Linked DNA regions of Mus musculus: region 2 is linked to region 1. Evidence: chromatin loops called from intact Hi-C (ENCODE). Cell type or tissue: heart. All regions are shown on one strand. Links, peaks and the distances in the headings refer to the core of each region. The heading gives the core; the rest is flanking DNA. Region 1 holds the start of Boll (boule homolog, RNA binding protein). Region 2 overlaps Rftn2 (raftlin family member 2).

Region 1 (2,907 bases), core at 263-2,762:
CTTGTAAAAAACAAAACAACAAAAAAACCCAAAACAAATTGGTATATATCCATTATGTTTATACTTCTAATTTAGAAGGCTGAACATATCAATATCAGTGCCAATTTATTTCTAGTATAGAATTTGTTAAATAATGATGTCTTCACAAAATTCTGTAAAAACAAAGGAGTTCAATGGAAGTACTAGTTTGTTTTCAAGTTTAAGTAAGAAGACTCCATTTTCCTGTGAGAGGTGGATGAAATCAGTCCCAAGTGAAGAGACCTCAAACACTGAGAAAATGATTTTAAAACAACCAAATCACTTCAGTCCCTGTTTTTAAGGCTCCAGTGTGGATGTTATGGCTTTCTTTCTTATTTTCTAAGATACCACATATATACCTGTAATATATTACTATGCTGTAATATTCATGAAGACAGGATGCTTGCCTATTTTTTTTTTAACTCACTGCGACATGCAAAACAGAAACATCGCATAGCAAGTGTTCAGTGCCTATCTATCTGTTGACTGTATAAACCAGGTTTCAGGAGAGACCTGCTTGGTACTTGGTCAACATTTGGGTAAGGACCGAAGTATCAGTAACATTCTAGAACCCATTTTATGGTTAGAGGCAACAAGGCTCTGACAGAGGTAACATCAAGTTCCTTCGAGGTTAGCACTGAATTTGAGGAGAGGGAACCTCCCACTGTCAACCATTTGAAAGCATGGAGCTAGGAGGCTGCCTGCTCCAGGATCCTTAGTCTGGACCCTCTGCTTCCCCGTAAAGCTCGACCACCAACGAGTTTCTTAAGATGCTCTTCCAAGGTAACATGGCCCTAGTGCCGTCTCCTCTGAGGCTTAACCTCGACCTCGAGATGGATCATCTTTGCAAAGACAAAGGAAGAGGTGGGCTAACCGTCGCAGTCACCGCCTCGGTGCTCCTTCCCCTCGGAGGCCAGCAGGCTGAGGCGATGGGGCAAATGGCCGGATTGACAACGTCCTCGGGTTCTCTCGGGTCATCGTGGACCGGGACACCGACACGAGGGTCTCCCCCCTCCCCACCAAAGTGCGGGAGGGAAAAGAAGGCCAGCCAGCGAGAAATTTTGTCAGGCAAACCCGCCAGCAGCGGTGGCGGGAACCCTCAACGGCACCTACCACGCGCTGGCCGCCTCGTGCAAGGCGGGGCCGCGGCCTTGCGTGGGCGCATGCTGATTGGCTGGCGGCCGGGCACGGGGCGGGGCGCGGCACGTTACCAGGCTGCACTGGGAGGGCGGGGGCGGTGGGGGCCCCTAGGCCCCAGCCGGGCCCAGGCCTGACAGGGCAGCGCGCGTAGCTCAGGCCTTCCCGGGCTCAGGCCTTGCCCCGGGTCGGGGCGTCGACGACGGCCGCGCAACTCGTGCCCGCGAGAACGTGTCCTGAAAAGGGCGAGCCGTCGAGGGCGCCGCCGTCCGGGCGGGAACACTTGAGGGCGGCCGCTCGCTAGGCATGTTTGGCCGATGGCCGTTTCCCCCGAGCTGCCCGTCCGCCCCACCGAGGGCCAGCGCCGCCTCCCCCACCCCCAGCGCCCCTTCTCACACAGCCCGAGGGGCCGCTCTCCTCAGCGGGGCTGCCCGCTGCCCTCCCGCGGCGCGTTCCTTCCCAACCCCACAGCAAGGCTTTCGACTCCAAAGTCCACTCTTTCCAGCCCGTCCGAAGCCGGGCCGCGCAGAGTCCGGCCGGCCCTCAGCACTCACCGCCCGGGACTCGGTCTCCATCTTTCTAATCTCCGGAGTTCGCGGGAAGCTCAAGTTGGAAGGCGCGTTCGCAGGAAGCGAGCCGGCGCGTCTCCCGTCGGGGACTCGCTCCCCCTGGCGGCGACGGCGGCGGCTGCAGTGGCGCAGTCTCCGAGCCGGGCGAGCTGCCCTGTGGGGGCGGGGGAGGCGGGCTGCGCGGCGGCGGTGGCGGTGGCGCTGTGCGCAAGTCCCGGGGCCGCCGGGGCGGCGGCACGGACGGCGCGCACCGCGACTGCCAGCGGCGGCAGGACGGACGGCTGGACGGACGGACGCGAGCACTGCGAGCGGAGGGGAACGCGCCGCGGAAGGCAAGAGCGGCGAGCCTTCCCTGCCCTGGAGGGCCGACCTCTAGGGTCTACTACAGAGAGTGGCCTCTGGGGACTTCCGAAAGCTGGCTCGAAGACAGGAAGACAAGTTCCCACGTGCAAACTCTGCTCCCCCTTCCGGGCGCCACACACAGAAGCAGCGGACGCCTCTGCTCTCAGCACCTGTCGCTGTCGCTGTCACTCATCCCTGCCAGGGAGGGCGGGGCAGCGCAGTTCAGGCCCCTGGTAGGCTAGCTGCCCTGCGCTCCTGGCTAATAATGCATATTTCATCTCAGCACTTGGGAGGCAGAGTAGGAGGATTTCTGAGTTCAGGGTCAGCTTGGTCTATATACCGAGTTCAAGGATAGTTAGTTTAAGGGCTACACAGTGAGACCTTGTCTCCCTCCCTCCCTCCCTCCCTCCCTCCCTCCCTCCCTCCCTCCCTCTCTCCCTCCCACCCCCACTCTCCCATAAAAGAACAAACAAGCAAATAAAATAAAAGTAGGAGAGAGCCTAAGGGAAGGGAACCAGCTTCATTAGACTTGGCCCCATAGCTTTGGGAACTCCGTTCAAAGACTCCTTTGCAAGGACTTTTTAAAAAGTGCCTGAGAGCCTACCTTCTCTCTTAAGTAGTATGTAATTTCTGTTAGATAAATTCATGTAATAAGGACTGTCATTATTATAAGCAACTATCCATCATACACATATCTTGTTTCCGGTGCAGTGCTTTATGGTCATTTCTACTGTAAATAGGTGGCTAAATACTTGGGTCAAAGTCTAAAGCTGTAGCTTTAACCCTAGCGCTCTGCAACCCCGATTCTTCATCTCAATGGGCTGGCTTTTAAGGGCTTTAA
Region 2 (2,907 bases), core at 88-2,587, 170 kb before region 1:
ACACAGGGCACTGTCTACCTTATCTCTTCTGGAACCTTTTGATTTGGAACAGGCCATCCTATCCTGATTGGACAACTGATTTCATCCTCTTAGGAATTTGGTTCTGCTAAAGGGTTAGATCCCCAGATAATAGTTCTTATTTATTATATAATTATAATTATATTATAACACATATATTAGTATATCAAAGAGTCCCCTCACTTATTAGCCAAATGTGTTCAGGTGAGGATTTTTCTCAAAAATCCTCCTGACCAGTGAACAGCATTACACTTCATCTTCGTTTTATATTTGTTGTGTCTTGGATATGAAGTCTCTCCCGAAAAGGCTCATATGTGACGCTTCTCCAGGTGGTGGTCCAGCAGAGACTGACTGGATCTTATGGGTTCTAACTCCCTCAACTTATAAGTTCATGGCTGAATGGGTTCTCAGGGAGGAGGGGCATAGCTGGAGGAAGGAGGGCGTGGCTTGCTGGTGAGCAGTGTTCTTTCTGCCTTCACACCAGAGCAGTGATGAGGAGTCAGAGCAAGTCTGTCCTTTAAGTCACCTTCCTGGGCGTCCTGTCACAGTGACAACTCAGAAGGACCCAAGGAACAAAATAAACAAGTTATCCAAAGCTCCCGGCATCTGAGAGGAGCTATTGTCTGCCTTCCCGCACAGGGCGGCTGCTGCTCGGGAACGTTTCCTACTCTCTTCTGCCCAGCAGCAGCCGCAGCAGCAGACTCCTGGGAAAGGATTTACTGAACAGTGAAGCTGCTCTTTGATCTCCTCAGGACTAGAGCATCAAGCTTAATTTTTATAGTCATAATATCTTTTTTCTTTAATACTTCCTTGGAACCTATGGACTAAAGTTCCTCGTTGCTTAATTACTGTATTAAATTACTGAATTCATGAGCTTGGCTGGCCCCAGCCAGAATGCAAGCTCCTGGCTATGTGTTTGCACCACATGAAATGTAAACACGACTCTCTCTCTTGTAAATGACTTCAGCATCAGACGCACGCCACAGATGTTTTTCACTGGTAGATAGACTTTTTCTTTGACACTCTGGAGAGTGTCAGTTTATTATAAAACATTAAATAATAAGAAACTGGATAGAAGCAAAGAAGCCCCCTCCCCCTTTCCCTAGCATATAGTCTCCAGAACTGAATATATTTTAGAACCACTGTGAAGCTGGTCCAAGGGTTGCTAGACACATTTGACACCTATACACTTGGGATACACACAGTATTATTCTCTAACACTGTCCTAAAACTTACCTTTAAAATCCCTTAGCAAGTTAAAGATTTAAAAATTATTTTTTGTGTACGGGTGTTTTGTCTGCAAGGTAAATATACTGCATGAATGCAGTACCTGGGGAGGCCAGAAGAGGGCGTCAGATCCTCTGAAACTGAGCCACCATATGGAAACTAGGATTCAAACCTGGGCCCTCTGGAAGAGTAGCAGGACTCATAACCACTGGGCCATCCCAATGCATATTTAGTGAGCCATGAGCCCCTTGCCATTCTGATAGCATATAAAGATAAGTCCTCTCAGACGGTAGGAGGAACACTTCCATGGTTCCATAGTGCCCATAGGATCTGGGTGCAGGAGAAATCTGTATGATGGTAAAGTTTTGGCACCGTTCTCCCTCTCTTTGTCTTAGAGCAACCTTATAGCTACTCCTCATACAGCGTTTGGAGGGAGTCTTCAGAGCACTGGTTGCAGGGTAGGATCTCATGCAGTTTGGGCACAAAATGCCAGAGTCTGGCTTCATGTTTCAGCCTACTCCCACTTCAAGGTATCCTTGGGATCACAATATATTTTAGTTCCAGCCTTAGGCTTAGTCCTGTCATTCCTAAACTGGTCCTGACCGGATACAGGAAATACCACTGGAGCTCAGCAGAAGTGGGCTGGCTGCCAGATGTCCTGCCCATTCATTCAGAGCACTGTGGGAAATACTTAGAAGTGAGCCCAGCTGGGATCCCCAAATGAATGGCAAGGAAGGAGTATACTTTTCCTCAGGGGAAGAGGAAGGAGAGACTCAGGGTTTCCACACTTCGGAAGGTCTGTGCCTAGCTGTATCAGGCCAAGTGCACCTAGGAGAACATCAAAGAGATGGAGAAAATGGACATGGGGGTGGCAGACACTTTTAATCCCAGCATTCAGGACACAGAGGCAGGTGGATAGCTGTGAGTTCAAGGCCAGCCTGCTCTACAAAGTAAGTTCCAGGATAGCCAGAGCTACAGAGAGAGAGAGAGAGAGAGAGAGAGAGAGAGAGAGAGAGAGAGAGACCTTGACTCAAACACAAGCAGAACAACCAGAAAGTGATTTGAAGGCACAGACACACAGGCTGTTGAGGAGGGGTGTGTCGACCGGTGTGTGTAGACCCAGGGCTCAGACAGAGAACTCTTGTTTTTCAGAAGCCCCTGCAGATTTCTCAAATGTCTGTGTATTTGAGGCCCTTGGGACAATACCAATGACAGGGACCCACCCTCTGGACCTGCTGACCTCCAAATCCCATGAAACCACACTAGAAGCATTTCTCGTAGGCTTAAGTCAGCATTGGTTAATTTACTCACAAATGAGCAGGTTGTAGAATGAGCTGTGCAGGTGGATGCACGGGCATTACCTGTCATGTCTCAATATCGGGGTAGGCAACACGCTTGTCAGAAGCCATCCAAACTCAGCCAGGGTGTGCAGCAGGGGGCCGTAATCTGTTTTAATTTCACAGCCCTGTGTGAATAAGCAAAAGAGCTTACAGTCTAATAGCAAAGACAGCTGGCCACACAGTAGCGAGGATGAGGGGCTGATGAGTGTTGTAGTGTGTGTGTGTGTGGGGGGGGGCCTGTGTCCAGTGGAACAGTGTCATGGAGCCCATGGGGCCCCCAAAATGTCACTTTCTGCAACTGTTGCCTTCTTAAAACCAAGTG

The links. Hi-C counts contacts between places; a loop is a spot of excess contacts. Peaks named below come from ENCODE experiments on the same cell type or tissue, not always from the same donor. Only the 100,000 strongest peaks of a DNase experiment are listed, where the experiment ranks them.
Region 2: it touches region 1 in a loop (3-fold over the local background); 2 of 42 quality-filtered maps call a loop at or near these places.

Annotation. Positions count from the first base shown.
Region 1 is chr1:55,361,590-55,364,496 of GRCm38, forward strand. Boll (boule homolog, RNA binding protein) reads right to left here and starts at 2,164. Exons shown (of 11, transcript NM_001368767.1): 1 at 1,710-2,164. The coding sequence starts at 1,730. In heart, for the core only: CTCF peaks have their summits at 1,818 (motif pointing left) and 2,043; DNase peaks (open chromatin) are centred at 1,822 and 2,232; H3K4me3 peaks cover 1,482 bases; H3K27ac peaks cover 920 bases; H3K27me3 peaks cover 2,292 bases.
Region 2 is chr1:55,191,638-55,194,544 of GRCm38, forward strand. Rftn2 (raftlin family member 2) reads right to left here. Exons shown (of 9, transcript NM_028713.1): 7 at 2,607-2,710. Among named protein-coding and RNA genes, the nearest start is that of Gm51743, 8.9 kb to the right of the region's middle. In heart, for the core only: a CTCF peak has its summit at 1,359 (motif pointing right); a DNase peak (open chromatin) is centred at 1,894; H3K4me3 peaks cover 478 bases; H3K27ac peaks cover 1,613 bases.